Regions from separate parts of the Homo sapiens genome. Here region 1 is linked to region 2. Evidence: chromatin loops called from intact Hi-C (ENCODE). Cell type or tissue: Calu3. All regions are shown on one strand. Links, peaks and the distances in the headings refer to the core of each region. The heading gives the core; the rest is flanking DNA.

What was found. Peaks named below come from ENCODE experiments on the same cell type or tissue, not always from the same donor. Only the 100,000 strongest peaks of a DNase experiment are listed, where the experiment ranks them.
Region 1: it touches region 2 in a loop (13-fold over the local background); 21 of 110 quality-filtered maps call a loop at or near these places.

What each region holds. Positions count from the first base shown.
Region 1 is chr16:73,951,704-73,960,040 of GRCh38, forward strand. No RefSeq gene overlaps it. Among named protein-coding and RNA genes, the nearest start is that of PSMD7-DT, 260 kb to the right of the region's middle. In Calu3, for the core only: a CTCF peak has its summit at 5,092 (motif pointing left); a DNase peak (open chromatin) is centred at 5,078.
Region 2 is chr16:73,561,287-73,569,623 of GRCh38, forward strand. It overlaps a transcript of ZFHX3 not described here. Among named protein-coding and RNA genes, the nearest start is that of TRK-TTT1-1, 87 kb to the left of the region's middle. In Calu3, for the core only: no CTCF peak of the experiment used is centred there; a DNase peak (open chromatin) is centred at 4,185.

The DNA of each region.
Region 1 (8,337 bases), core at 265-8,264, 390 kb after region 2:
TGTCTTGGCTGTCAAACACAAACACAGACACTCTGTGGGTGAAGTCAGCCCAGCTGGATGTCTGCTGCTGAGCCATCTGCAGAACAACTTGCAGACTAGTAGCTTGACTCTGGCTAAGACAAAAGGCAAGGGGGAAGCTGGGGGAGAAAGGCCACAGCCTGACTCCAGGGACTTTCCCCCTCAGTCCTTCCTTCATTCCTTCCCTCGGAAAGGATAAGAATGGAAGGAACAGATGAGGACTTCATGCAGCTAGCATGCTTTCATGGCTGTCAGGCAAAACCCTAGCCAGATGCCCAAGGGACGCTACAGAGCATTCACATCACACCTACACCCCAAGAGCCATGTCATAGGGACAGAAAGAGGCAACCCCCATAACATAAAAATTCAGAAATCAAGAGGGCACTGAGGCTGGGCATGGTGGCTCACACCTGTAATCCCAGCACTTTGGGAGGCCAAGGCAGGTGAATCACTTGGGTCAGGAGTTCGAGACCAGCCTGGCCAACATGGTGAAACCCTGTCTCTACTAAAAATACAAAAATTAACTGGGCATAGTGGTGGGCACCTGTACTTGGGAGGCTGAGGCACAAGAATCGCTTGAACCCAGGAGGTGGACGTTGCAGTGAGCTGAGATCGCACCACTGCCCTCCAGCCTGGGCAACAGAGTGAGACTCTGTCTCAAAAAAAAAAAAAAAAAAAAGAGGGTACTGAATCACTCTCTCCACTCATAATCCCAACCCTCCCCACCCCCGGGTTTGTGCAGACACTAGACAATAAACCTTTTAGACTTACCAAGAAACAAAAACAGATTGAGCCCTTGACCTCCCAGTTACCAGTTCTTTTACATCTAAAGACCTGGGTTAGAGAGAGCACATGATTTCTCTGCCAGAGAGGCAGTGGTAGACTCAGTTTCTTTAGGTTGAAGTGACCTGAATAGCAATGTCAAAAAATGTAAGATCAGTCTTGCTGACTTTGGAACCACATAGACAAGATACTGTGAATGTGTCATTTGATTCCACTAGTGGTTAATAAAGGCAACCCTGAATACTAGTAAGGTAGGAAGAAACTAACATTGAATTCTGAGTGTACACACGCACACACACACACACACACACACACACACAACATAGACCAGGTTTCCAGAGGTGCCAGTTGTTCAGTTCAAGCCACAAAACAGCCCTTAGCATGCTAACCTGCAGAATAACAGCCATCCAGATTCCCTCCCAGCCTGATCCCACTTCATTTATCCTCTTGACCTCCTTACCTCTTACTCTTTCCTTTTCCCTCCTTCGTTTTATCCGATCAGATTTCAAGATTGAAAAAGGGGCAGCTTTGAGAAAATGAATTGCTACAATCAACAACCAAAACATCAACAATAAAAGGCTGGAGATCAAAGGAAAACACCCTCAAACAAAATGATCTGAAGAGTTTCAGTGAAAGGAACTATTTCCAGTCCGATGGGTTTTTAACATAGACAACATCTTGTGTATTTATTATGTACAACATGTTGTTTTGAAATACATATTCATTGCAGAATGACTCAACTAAGCTAACATATACATTACCTCACATACCATTTGTGTGGTGGGAGCACTAAAATCCACTCTCAGCAATTTTCAAAATAAGACACATGATTATTAATATAGTCACCATGTTGTACAATACACCTCTTGAACTTATTCCTCCTAACTGAAATTTTATGTTCTTTGACCATCTCTCCAACCTGCAAGTAGGCACCATTCTATGCTCCAATGAGTTCAATTTTTTTAGATTCCACATATAAGTGGGGTACTGAGGTATTTGTCTTCCAGGTTCATCCATGTTGTCACAAATCACAGGATTTCTTTCTTTTTTAAACCTGAATACTATTTCATTGTGTGTGTATGTATGTGTGTGTGTATATATATATACACACATACATATAGAAAGTATATATACATACAGAAAGTATGGTGTGTACATATATATCCATACCTTCTGGATTAATTTACCCACTGAGGGACACTTAGTTTGATTCCATGTCTTGGCTACTGTGAAAAATCCTGCAATGAACAAGGAAGTGCACACATCTCTCTTCAACATACTGATTTCATTTTCTTTGGATATACACCCAGTAGTGGGATTGCTGGATCATATAGTAGCTCTGTTTTGAATGTTTTGAGAAACTTCCGTCCTGCTTTCCGTAGTGACTGTGGTCATTTAGATTCCCATCAGCAGCTCCAGCACAATGTTTCCTTTTTGCCCCCACAACAGGCAGAAATCAAGATATAAAGAGAAACATGGATAGAAGAGATGCTTTCCCCTTTCCTCCCTCATTAACCCATGGCTGCCTCCATAAATGGAAAGAAGACTGGATGTGAGCATTCTATGATGTTTCAGACACTCACTGAAAATTACATAGTTAAAATAAAGACCAGAGTTGATGCTACCATTTCTGCCTGAAGCTTATCCTGAAAGTAGCTCTGGGGAAAGAGTTCTCTCTCTAGGATCCAAAAGTCATGGAGGTAGGTTTGACGTCCTACTATGTCCCACTACTTGTTGCCTCTAGGTTGGGAATTGTCATGTGGTTTAGGTGCCTTAAGATTCTTCCAGTGTGAGATGTGGGAAGCTGCTCCTTGTGACTTGCTCTGCCTTTTTCCTGGTGCCAAATACCATTCTCAACCTCCAACCTCCCACTCCAGGCAGCACATCCTGTCTTTGGACAGCCCGCCATGCTAGTGTCTGCCATCCAGTAGTCACAGGCCATCTTCCCGCAGGTTCCCAACAACCTGAGAGGCTTATTAAGGAGACAGCAACAGAGACTCAAAGAGGTTAGTAATGTTGCTTTCAGTCACAAAATCAATTAAGGGGAGAGTCAGGATGCCTATGCTTTCAAGTTCGACTGGCTCCAAAGCTTGTCTTCTAAGCCCACAATGCTATTTCCTTAAAAGGACAGAAGGTTCTCCCTTCATCAGGAGCTCATTCATTCATTTTCTTCCCCCTGAGAGCCTCCATGTCCCAGCCTGGAGTTGGGCATGCTGCATAATCTCACCCTGGTCTCCTGGAGATAACGTTTCCTCCTTGCTCTCTTAGAGTAGGCAGGAGAATATGATATTTACAAGAAAGTGCTTTGATGGGGGTGTGGGGATAGCTTGGATTTGAATCTCAGGTCATCTACCTATTTGCTGTAGGACCCTGCACTATACTTCCTTATACCTGTTTCCACACTCTTCAAGTTGGCATAATAATATTCTATTTCATGATAACATACAAAAATAAGTTTTGATTCTAAACCTAGAATATAAAACAGTGCCTGGCACAAAGAATAATATATATACACCTACTAAATAAAAACTACACTCCTTCTCCCCCAAGATTGTCGTGATAGAAATGCATCATTCAGGGAGCAAGAAAAAAAGACCCCACCACAGTTCAAGATGCCACTCAAAGCATAACACTCAGGCCATGGCCTATTTGGTTTCTACATCAGGTCTGCCCCACCCACCTTTAGCTTTCAGTGGACTAAAGACAAAAAGGGTCTAATGCATTCCTGGCGGTTTTTCAAAGCATGGCAGAAGTGAGTCGGGTTTATAAGATTAATTCTTTTCACTCTAGGCAGTGGGTCATATCAGAACCTTCACTCAACCAACTCAGTGGATAATCTCCTTTTATTACTTTCAATCAAACTAAGTGTCTGCAATCTGTACAATGGCCACCAATTTAGTGGGAAACAATAATTTGTAGAGCATGATTATAAAAAGATGAGATAGAACACAAGGTCCAGATAAGCATCCTGTAAGTTTGTTCCTATCTCATTGCATAGAAAGCTTTTATGACCCAAACTACATTAGGGACATACAGCTGTTCTGCTATGCTAAAAATCAAAGAAAGAAATAGACATTGTTCACAGATCAGTTTCTTATTTAAATAAGAGAAACAGCCTATTGGTTAAATTCATATCCTTTGTCATACTCACATGGAGCGATCCATCGCTCGTACAAGTTAAACATGAAAAGATTTCATTGTATAAAAACCAGAAGCTTCTTTTAAAAGATAATAAAATTCTAGTTACACAACTGGACAACATCACAAAGCCGTCTGGATTGTGGAAACCACTCTCTTCCCGTGATGGATAATAAGGCATGGGGTTTTGCTTGCTTTGATTAATTTCAGAATATTGCAGAGAACCCGCATAATCCCTAAGATAGCAAAGGAGAGAAGGAGAAGCGATGGGCAATGATAAAAGCGTAGTAATGGAGCAGGAGCTGTGTTTCCTCTGCTGTAGGAACGCTCCCCTCTGCACCGCCGCACCCACCCTCCCCGCAAAAAAAGAAACCAATTTCATTTTGGCAAGTACTAACCACAATAAGAGTCGACACACAAAAATGTCCTCTGGCTCTGGGGCTTAAATTATATGCACCGAGGCCGAGCAATGCAAAACAAAAACTATGAGATGTCTCCATGACTGTGATCAGATATATAACATAGCTGGAAAACGTACATTTCCCTTTTTTCAAAGCACAGCAGCCATTATTTATACAAGTACTGAATATGGAAAAGGCTCTGACAAATTTACAGTGGTGTTTGGATGGATGAGGATGGTGGATGATGGATGAGGGAGACGGAGGATTCCCTTATTAAAGCATCAAATTCTTCCCTAAATATCAAATAGACATCTTAGCCACAACTGCACTGCTTCTTGCTCAAAATTACATAAACCAACCCTGTTAAATGTTTTTCTTTAATAGGAAAAGGCAGGATTTTCTCCTAATAAATATTGTTAATTTGGACTCTGGCATTACGTACCTTTCCTTTTTTGCATAATGTGGACTTCAAAGTGTATGCCTGTCAAACAAGAATAAATGTGACAATTCACAAATATAAATGAATGCCAGCAAAAAACTGAGGCACAATCTCAAGCATGCTATTTTGTTCTAAAATTTTAGTAAATAATTTAAGTAGATATAATCTTCCAAGTGTATTTTTGGTGTCTTTTTGACAGGACAGAAGCTCTGAAGGGGCGGAAACTCACCATTCACTATACGATTTTTTTATCCTGTGCCCAGATTTTAAAATATACAGAACGTTAGAAGCACTGCAGTGCCCACTAGTGGACACATCAGAATCACAGCTGCCTCCTGTCCTCTTTCAATGAAAACCAGTCCAAAGGCATTCACCATAGTGGAGTAAAAAACAGGAAGAAAGAGTATGAAATAAAAAGCATCTGCTTTAAAACCCGTTTGCGTGACCATTCACTTCTTATTTTATCTTTACAATGATAACAGAGGCATGCACAAAGAGAAAAACTTTCTTCTGCGAGGCTCAACTTTTCTATCATTTGATCCTATTGTAAAGTCAATGGTACACAGAGCTGTATTTGGCGGCACTGAAGATACTCTTTAAATGAATAAAATGCTCTGTGTTTAATGACTCTTGACCTGGAAGGAGTTAGGATATAACATATAAAAGTTCGTCTCAATACAAAGAAGTGCGTCTTTACAAATTCTAACCAATCCTACTCCAATCAAGTTACCCCTTGTTACTTGGGGTAACCCTTGCTCTGCAGCGAATTGTTAGCACAGTCTCTTTTAATAGTGACAGATCCTGTCTACTCATACCCTGTAATGACATCACTAGAAAAAAATCTTTGAGCATTAGCACAATGTACATGTAATCCAACAGCAATCTGATTATAATTTACCAGAGAACAATGTTTACACATTGCAAGTGTTACTGATTCCTTTTTTAAAAAATGAAAAACAAGCCTCATTTTGTATTTTAATGTTTCTGTTTAAAAACAATGGTGATTAAGTCCCATGAAAAATATATTTGACAGATAAATCAAAAGTTATTACTTTAACTTGATTTCTAACTAATTCGTTGATTTTTAAGCAGTTTTATGAAGTCTGATTGAGAAGAAATAGGAGACATTTATAAAACACCATCCATAAAACTGTAAAACAACAAAACATTCCTAATTCAATTTGACCCAAGACATCTTATTTAAAAGCATGAGTCTGTTAAAAGAACTAACACAAGCCATGGAAACTAAGGCTATAATTGTTTTTAAGATTCTAGAAGTACATAGAACTTAGGCTAGATATTTTATTCTAACACATGTGAACTGGAGATATTATAGCTTATCGGCAAATCATCTGGGCTTTACTGCTTACTTTATCTTATAGAGCACTTTAATGGGCCTAATCTGCATTTTGGAGAAATGAGGAAACAGTGTAAAGACCAATGACCCTCCCCAGAATTTATTCCGCAGGTCCAGTCCCCTGCTTTGTTATACCTTCTCTAAAAGGTCCCTGCCCTGGCAGCTTTCAAATCCATTAGAAGCCTACAATAAGGTACCATCCTACTGTAATAAACAGTGTCATGGGGTGGTGGGGAGAGGAGGGAAAATTAGAAAGTGGTCAAAGATAGTCTTGGGAAAGCTATCCTAAGAAAGAACATTTGAGGAAAATCAGCTGGGCGTGGCAGCATGCGCCTGTAGTCCCAGCTACTCAGGAGGCTGAGGCAGGAGAATCACTTGAACCTGGGAGGCGAAGGTTGCAGTAAGCTGAGATAGTACCATTGCACTCCAGCCTGGGCAACGGAGCAAGACTCCGTCTCAAAAAAAAAAAAAAAGAAAAGAAAAGAAAAAGAAAAAGAAAACCAAAAAACTAGCATGTTCACTTTTCCTTCAGCCCTGTAAGAGTAGGGAGGACAGTGATCTTATGATTCTGGAAAATTCAATAGGGGGCACGTAGGCGGTGTGTAGCTTCCTCCCCTTTGCCTTGCTTTTGCATTTTGTTCTTGGTTCAAAGCAATTAACTCATCAGACATTTTCATGGGCTGTTTCTGGTAAGGAATAAGTGTATGGAAATAACAAAATACATATGAGGGGAAAAGGGCACAGGGAAAAGTCAGTATATCTCCTAACAGCATTCCCCAAGTTCCCAAAATATCATTCCCAACTACAATTGGAGTTATTTGAAGAAACAAAAACAGACAGTAAATAAACTATGATAAATACCAAGAAATTAGTCTTCCTACCTTCAGGAAAAAGTCCAACAGGGCTTCTATGAAATGAATCAAATTTTGCCTTGGCACCAGGCTACAATATCAGCACCAAAAATAGGACACTTTTGCTTTAAAAAAACTGCCTCTCCTTTTTCAATGGCTTAAATTACCTGAATGTGTTTGCAATTGGTGGCAGCTGTTTGGCTAACGTATGGTATGGATTTTTTGATATATTTAAGGGATTCTTTTTTAACTAATCAGAGAATTCTCACCAACACCACTCTATGTGCTTTAGCTAACCTCTGTTTTCAAACACTCCATTAAGAATATACCTTCTTGGGATGTCTTCTTGTACTCTAATTCTTCCTGTACTATATATAATTTTTACAAGCATTGTTCCTCAAATTGTCTTTTATGGAATACTAACTGCAGATTTCAACAGGTATTCCTCAGAAAATGAGGGAGCTCAACGGACAGGTGAGTTTGGAAATCATTTGCTTAAACAGTTTGTTTACAGGTAAGAGCCTTGAATACACTAATAGATGCTGTCAACCTCCAGTAGGTTAGACAGAGTATGTCCTTGGACGTTCATTTCTAAATAAAGCACAGATTGGAAAATATCAACTTCAATCCATATAGTTCAATACCATAGTAACAGTAACAATAATAATGGTGATAATAGAGCAGCAAATAAGCCCCTAAGAGTCCAGTACTAGCACTGTTCTCAGCACTTTACCGACTTTACCCCTTTAAATCCTCACAACCACCCCCAGAGGTTCCCTAGAAATGAAGAAACTGAGTTCCAAATAAGTTAAGCTCCTTTCCCTGGCTACTGTGTGGTGGAGATGGGATTTCAACCCAAGCATATCTGGAGACTATGTTCCAAAACACTTAGAACATAGAGAGAAACTGGGCCCAGGAAATAATTGTACACCCACAATGGCTGGAGTTGTCAGGTTTCTTCTCCGCACCTACTGCCTATGTCTTAGCCTCCAATTTCTAGTCCTCTATTCCACTCTCATGTGAGCAGCTGGACTCCAGCAGCAAAACCCTAAGTGACGGCTGACCAGAAGCAGCATTGAGGATCCCCACATCCACGGTGCCTTCATCCACGGGAAGCAGAACAGAGCATGGATAAGGGAGGATCCTTGCTGGGCTTAGGGAACTGGCAGGAATGGGAGGAACCAGTGTGCACTTCCAGAAAAGCTTATTTGACTGATCCCCACATGCAGCTGCTGGAAGAGAAAGTCTTCAAGGTCCAGTGAAAGAGTTGAAGATGTGGAGAGCTATAGTTTGCTCATGGATGGCAAGACTCTATTTCAAGATGGAAATGCACCTTCCAATAATCTATTA
Region 2 (8,337 bases), core at 188-8,187:
GCATTAAGGTCATTCTGCATGAAATATCTGCATTTATGAATTTTTTAAAAAAATATTGTTTTACCACTTTTACTGCATATACAATTATCTAAATCTCCAAAAATGAAAGAACCATTTCTAAGTAGAAGGCCTTAGAAAAGATATGCAGATAACAAGAGTTAAATACTTACATATCAAATTTAATTAGCTCAAACCCTTAAAAACAGTTTAATTACTTTTGCTTTAAAATGCTCCACCATATTTTGCCACAGTCCAAATTTAGAAAATTAGTGGAAAGGTAACAGACACCTAAACTTTCTCTTAACAAGTCAACTTATCATAAATTTGGAATTTTTCAAGTTCAAAATAACTAGGGTTTATTATTCTTATACTTTACTGAAGACAACTAACTCTCTCCCAGTGATTTCTTTCTCTTTTCCCTTCTGATTACAACAAAAATCCAGCTACCTAAAATAGGCTTATTCCTCAAAAGGAAACAAAACTGCCGAGTTCTATGACAATAATACTAATCAAAAGTCCATTTTAATTGTTCCGGGCCCTCATAGTGTATTTGATCTGTCTCTGTGGGCATCAGGATGACTGGGCTAAGCTGTGGGGGCCTCCTCTCCACTCTGGAGCAGTTTTGCATTTCAACTTTGAAAAATGAAAAACCTGAATGCACCTAGGTTCCTAACTTGGGAAGAAAGTGCTGAAATAGATTTTGTTTAAAATAAAAGAGCTCTAAAAATCTACAGAGTAACTCTTTTGAGACAAGCGAATACATGTTTTAGCATCCAAGTGGGATATAGTCATTAACATCCTCCTTCAAAGACAGTCTAGTCAATGTATCTGCTGCAGCAAAATATTTGGGATTTGGGCAATGCATTTTGGATCTGAATATTCCCTAGGTTCTGCCAAGATAGCACCTACCCTAGGAATTTCTCTGTCAAAGTCGTCACTAAAATGTTCTAGACTGAAGGTTGTGCCCTGAAGTTCTGAATTGCAAAGGGCCACAGTGGTGTGTCCATCTTAAGAAGTGGCTATGAGAGGCCGGGCGCGGTGGCTCACACCTGTAATCCCAGCACTTTGGGAGGCCAAGGCGGGCGGATCACGAGGTCAGGAGATCGAGACCATCCTGGCTAACACGGTGAAACCCTGTCTCTACTAAAAATACATAAAAATTAGCTGGGCGTGGTAGCGTGCGCCTGTAATCCCAGCTACTCCGGAGGCTGAGGCGGGAGAATGGCGTGAACCTGGGAGGCGGAGCTTGCAGTGACCCGAGATGGCGCCACTGAACTCCAGCCTGGGCGACAGAGCCAGACTCCGTCTCAAAAAAAAAAAAAAAAAAAAGTGGCTGTGAAAAGCCTCTCTTCATTCACTTGTCTCACCAGAGAAGGCAGAGATGATTTCTCCCTTTTGAAAGATGGCTTTAAAATGACATTGAGAGGGTCAAAAAAAAAAAGAACAGACAAAATTATTTGGAAATAAAAAAGAGTACAGGCAAATCAAATGTCCCCATGTTTTTAAAAGCCTTTCTATGAAACTGGTCCTATTTATTAGTGGTGAAATACAAACCATGCTATCAAGAATCTTAAGGAAATGGATTGCTGTTAAGTGATACTTCAGAATCCACCCCCTAGCAAGGCTACTGCGCCATTACAGGAAGATAAGCAGAAAATCCTTGCCTCCCATAAGGGAAACCTTTGCTTGAAATACGTGTAAACCATTCAGTGGCAGTTCTAAAGCCAGTGATTCAAAATATTGCTCTGGAAAATTTCAGTTAACCAGCAGTACCCAGGGTCTTTACAGACGAAAACAAAGACCAAGACTTTGTCAAGGGAGGAGGTGCTAAAGGAGGTGGGCAGCCTCTGAAAGTGCAGTCTTTTTTTGTTTTTTTTGTTTTGTTGTGTGTGTGTGTGTGTGTGTGTGTGTGTGTGTGTGTGTGTGTGTGTGTGTGTTTTGTTTTTGTTTTGTTTTTGTTTTTTTTTTTGAGAGGGAGTCTCACTCTGCCACCCGGGCTGGAGCGCATTGGTGTGATCTCGGCTCACTGCAAGCTCTGCCTCCTGGGTTCACACCATTCTCCTGCCTCCACGCCATTCTCCTGCCTCAGCCTCCAAAGTAGCTGGGACTACAGGCACGCGCCACCATGCCCGGCTAATTTTTATGTATTTTTAGCAGAGACGGGGTTTCACCGTGTTAGCCAGGATAGTCTTGATCTCCTGACCTCGTGATCCGCCCGCCTCAGCCTCCCTGAAAGTGCAGTCTTAAAGGTCCAATTTTTACACTCATTAATATTACATGTAATAATCTACAGTATTAGGGATGTGATTGGTTCCTGCCTGGCTCTGTGTTGCGTGAAACAGCAATAATCTAAGTACAACATCACTTCCTATCCTCCCACCCTCCACATCCTGCAGTCCCCCATCCCTGCCCTTCTACCTGTCAAAATGCAGAAGGAAACTGATTACCACCTGGAACAGGTTATGCTCCTAGCCTTGCGTTCTTAGAACATTTTGTTTTGGAGTCCTAGGATTCTTTTTATCAAGAGAAAAAAAATTTTAAAGTATAGACAATATCCTTGAGGAGTTTGTAATCTAGGTGGGAAGGCAAAACACCCAAAGAAAAATGATGCAATAATAGCATCTTGGATGAAGACTGCTAGATCAACTTCTCAAGGGACTCAAAGCATTTCTTTAAAATTTCTTCATAAAAAAGAAGCAAGTGAATGAGTTAATTCAAAAATGGCTTCAATTGAAATCCAAAGCAGGACACACACTAGGGATAGACCATAGGCCAAGCCTAACTATGGTTTTGTCGCTAGGTCAGAGCAAGGACTAGCGAGGGTGAGGGAGTGTTTGCTTCCTACCTGTCACAAGTCTCCATCTAGATGTGTAGAAAACATTTGACCTCTGGGTTTGGTTCAGCCTCTCCCTATCCTGAGTTTGTGGGAAATAGACGGCCACGTATCATGGTCACCATCATCCTCGCTCTCTGCATAACCCCAGGTGCCCTGGGCCAAGGGTTTGGTGCCTGCAGGCTTGCTGAGCCACAGCTTCCGCCGATTCCATGCTTTGACCCCACGCTGGGGTTTACATCCCAGTTCTCATCCAAAATGCTAGCCCCTGCTTCATCTCCATTATCCCTCGGTTCTATCCCTTCAAGATGGGCCTTGCTTTCTCTACGCTCAAATTATATCAAGCATCCTAAGATGTAAGTTCCAGCATCACTACATGGGATTCCAGTTATTGCCACCATTATCTCAAGACTCTGGCTCCTTGACTGCCTCTCTTCCACCCATCTTCCTGCATCCCTACCCCAGCCAGAGCAAACTCTGTACAAACAAGGGCATAGCTCAGACCCAACATCCCCCTGTATTCTATAATCAGGCCCTCTGGCCACCCTGAGCATTAGAACTTCCACCGGCTCTGTTTTCCAGCCTGACCCACTCCTACTCCCTATACTTCAAAATTGTACCACTGAGGTCTCTACACCTAGTGTTCAAGTCTGCTCAGGTTATAAAAATTAGATGGTAAATTTTCCAAAATGCTGTCATCTCCACGTCATGTTCTTAAATGCTGGTAGCTATGCAATGTATTTAACTTTGAGGTGTCTCTTTGTTCTCTTAGGAAAAAAGCAAACTGGAATAGATGGGTTTGGGGATGCCTCTAAGTCGTCATGCTTTCTGAGTAGTAAGAAACAGTATGAGGCCAGGCACGGTGGCTCATGCCTGTAATCCTACCATTTTGGGAGGCCAAGGCGGGCAGATCACCTGAGGTCAAGAGATTGCGAAGAGCATGGCCAACATGGTGAAACCCCATCTCTACTAAAAATACAAACACGTAGCTGGATGTGGTGGCACATACCTGTAGTCCCAGCTATTCGGGAGGCTGAGACAGGAGAATCGCTTAAACTCAGGAGGTGGAAGCTGCAGTGAGCCGAGATAGTGCCATTTCACTCTGGCCTGAGCAACAGAGCCAGACCCCATCTCAAAAAAAAAAAAAGACATTACCCTCAAATATTTGCATCTGATGATAATTCTAAGGAAGTAGTGAGGTTCTACAAAACTTATCAATTTTACTCTTTAGTTTCACATTGATGGCATCAGGAAGAAAACCCCGATGAATTCTTCAATGGCCTCTGGTCCATTCTGTAACGTAGAACTTCTAAAACTCAAGAGTAGTAACTTGGACACAAGGTGGTGCTAAGGGGTAAAAAATTAACTGTGCGTCCTTTTCCCGAAAGGTTACCTCGAATACTCAAGGTTTTCGGGGCACTTAATAGTTTACAAATGTTTTCACACACATTGTCCTGTTTATTCCTCAGACTCAGCTAGTCTCGTGTTCTAAATATATAAATGAGAAAAATAAGGTCCCCTTAGGTTGTGTGACTTGTCCAAGATAACTCAGCCCAATCTGGATCTCCCTTCTAAGTCTAGGTTTAGTGCCTTTTTTTACTCTCCTACACAGGTTAGTCCCTTTTTTATGTGAAGTAAGAATTCTCAATAGGGCTTCCATCAACATCTGCCAAGCTAGGGAGTTCTGAATGCACCGATGCAACTTACATCCTGTGCCTCACTCGTGTTGCTAGTCAGGGGACCAGTGGGGTCTTGGTGACTCTCTCTGTGTTCTCAAGAATCCTTGGCCAAATTCTAGGATTTAAAAAGTAACACATAAAAATTTGGGCCGGGATGGGGGGGATCCCAAGGAGAAAAGATGAGTTCTGACGATACTTGGATTTAGATCCACCTGGGTAGAAGACCCCTGGTCTAAGCTTCCTGCTCATGCAGAGCTGTGGCAATGCTGTAGAAACACTAGCCTGAGGCTCCCAGAGCACCCTCTCCTGGTGCAGCCTCATCTCTCTCCTGATAGGGCTGAAGGTCTGTCTCCACATGCGGGCAGGAAGGCCCTGGTCCCACCAGTGCCTTCATAGCCATGTGTCATATAAGCCAGACTGAGAGGCCTCTGCAGATGGCAAGGGAAAATCAGATGGCTTCTCCTGTTGAGATGATCTCCTCATAGACCTAAAATACCCACAATGGGTGGTACATTTCTGGCTGTATGAGTTTCCCAGAGCTGCCATACCAAATTCCCACAAACTCAGTGGCTTACTGAGTGTATTGTCTGATAGTTCTGGAAGGCAGAAGTCTGAAATCAAGGTATCAACCGGGCTGATTCCTTCTGGAGGCTCCGAGGGAGAATTCATTCCATGCCACACTCCTAGCTTCTGGTGGCTCCGGTGTCCTTTGCACTCCTTGGCTTTGTAGACTCATCATCCCAATCTTTCTGCTTTTATGTGGTTTTCCCCAGTGTCTCTGTGTGTCACACATATTCCTGTGGCCTCAAACTCCTGGGCTCAAGCAATCCTCCCACCTCAGCTTCCTGAGTAGCTGGGACTATAGGTGCAGACCATCACACCAAGCTAACTTTTTTTTTTTTTTTTTTTTTTGGAGACAGAGTTTCACTCTTGTTGTCCAGGCTGGAGCGCAATGGGTGGCGCGATCTCGGCTCACTGCAACCTCTGCCTCCCAGGTTCAAGCAGTTCTCCTGCCTCAGCCTCCAGAGTAGCTGGGATTACAGGCACATGCCACCACACCCAGCTAATTTTTGTATTTTTAGTAGACACGGGGTTTCTCCATGTTGGTCAGGCTGTTCTCGAACTCCCAACCTCAGGTGATCCGCCTGCCTTGGCCTCCCAAAGTGTTGGGATTACAGGCACGAGCCACTGCACCCAGCCAACACTGAGCTAACTTTGAAAATTTTTTGTAGAGATAGGGGGGTATCCCTTTGTTGTTCAGGCTGTTGTCAAACTTCTGGGCTCAGACGATCCTCCCACCTCAGCCTCCCAAAGTGCTGGGATTACCGATGGGTCCCTCTTGTTTTTTGTTTGTTTGTTTTTTAATAAGAACACTAGTCATTGGACACTAATCTCCTAAATCCAGGATGATTTCATCTGGAGCTCCTTACTGATTACATCTGCAGCTCCTTACTGATTACATCTGCAAAGGCCGTATATCCAAATAAGATCACATGCTAAGATTCTAGGTAGACATGAATTCTGGGGAAACACTGTTCAATTTCAAGCATTCACAACTTTTCTTCCTTTGAACTAATCCTCCAAGTTCTCTTCCTCTGAACTTATAGAAGATGGAGAACAATGGTCACTGTCATCCCCAGAAGAGCTCCTCATCTCCCTTAGTTGGGACATCCTGCCAGTGCTTTCTCTACCAGGATAACACCAGCCCTCTTCAACTGCATTTTTCTCTACACACAACATTCTCGTTTGCCAAGGTCATTCCATGGAACCAATGTCCAGCGTCTTCTCTTTCCTTAGATCCCACAGTCCATACTCAACCTCCATGTGAAGACAGAGAATATCCTTTTGAGTTGGAAGGGATGTTGACTGACTTCATCCATTTATTTTGTTCTCATTCCGAGTCTGGATTTGCCTGCGTCCCTTGTAGCTTAAGAGCCCTTTTAATTAAGACATGACTCACAGATCATCTTCATGTCAACAGGCAACAATATTGTATACCTTCGAATTTTTCAATAACGAGCCTTGAACAGAACAAACTCTTTGTTTCAGTGAAAAATGCTAATTGAAAGATTTTTTTTTCTCAAAAGGACATTGAACGTAAACCAATGTACTAAGCAAAATGTAGATGATGCCTCTCCTTTTATCTGCTGTTCCTTCAAACAGAAAACAAAGTACCACCCCAACCAACCAACTCTTCTGGCAGGAAAAAGAAAGAGTCCTCAAATTACGTTCTTCAACAAAGGGTCAGGAAGGAAAAGTGAATGTCACAAACACCATTCAAAGCACCGCAGAAAGTAGTCAGTTTGGTTTCTTTCAGAGGCTGGAAGAAAACGTCCTTCTCCCCCGTCTCCCTTTGTTTTTAAGTTACTAAATTCCTTTACGTTTGTTTTCTTAGGAAAGTGACATTATAGGTCATTAAGCAACTATTAAAAACACAAGTGAGAAAACCCAAAGCGTGGGTCTTTTTCCTCTGATATTCTTTTCCCTGGTTTTCAGAAAACAGTTTTAAGAGTTGGAATATTTTTGTTAATGTCTTTGTGGGCATTTCCGTCATCTTTCCATTTGTAACAGCCCCTAAATAAGGCAGCTAGGGGAAACCTGCCTTGTCTTAGCACACCTGCTATGCCAAAACAGGAACATGCATTCCCCCACAATGGGATGGGTGATTTGCCAAACAGACCAGAGCTCCCAAATTACCTGCCTTTTTGCAGTGCTACACCCAAAAATCAACCCGTTGACTGATGAAATCAACCCGTGTGGAACTTGATTTTCGACGTCCTCTCTTCCTCCCACAGTTGGACAAGAAAGGGGAAGGAAAGAGAAAAGGGAGAAAAGCCCTCTTCCCACCGGGTAAGTCCAGGTGAGTCCCATTCACCACCGTCATTGCCATTGTGCGAGGCTGCAGCATGGAGCTGGCCCCCCTCTAGCCACAGGATCGAGCTGGCTTCAGAGCTTCCGGGGTCTCATCCTCTTGCAAATTTCTTTGGTGGTGAAATCTATCAAAGGAATCTCAAAACAGATTACATGGTAAATTATCGTCTCCATTCTGGGCCACTCTCCATGCCCCGCTGTCCGGCTCCGACAGACAGCCGTGGGTGAGCTGCCGGTGGAAAGCCTCCGAGATAAGAAGATTACAGAATGTCATGTGCCTCCGGCGACTCAACTTCACAGCTAAACTTCTCCAGCCCAGGCAGTTCATCTGATTCGCATGGGTCACAGGCTGTTTCAATTAATGCCTCTCTAATGATTCAAGTGTGTGCCCTAATGTGGAAGGGGAATAGAGAGAAGTCAAGCCAGGGACCTTAGCATGTCTGTCCTCTCCACCCTCTATCTCAGAATGCTCTTTCCCAAGCTGACTTATAAGAAAGGAGAAAATGGGATGGGAAGGAATATAGAATTCCTTTCAGACAGAAACCTTTTATGTCACCTTCCTGTCGTTACCAATGCAATTCTGTGAGTCTTCCGTGGGCTGTGGATCCTAGAGTAGTGAATAACAGCCCTGATACGAAAACAGAATGCAGAAAACAAATGAGCATTTTGAAAATAAAAAGCCTGGCTTTTAATCCTATTAAGATCATGGCTGCTTTTTTTTTTTTTTAATTTCTCTCCCCTGCCCTAAAAACTCCGAAAGAGATACCGATGTTCCCATTAACATAAATGCTGAAATCAGCATTTCCTTTGAAAGAAGTTGTTAATATTTGGAAATGGTCAGATTTCCAATCCAAGCTTTGATTGTTATTCTATACTAGCCAGCAAGTGCCAAGGTCACAGGGAGATTCACCTGCAGACTGAGCTAAATGAATCCACTCGGCCACAATGCATGTA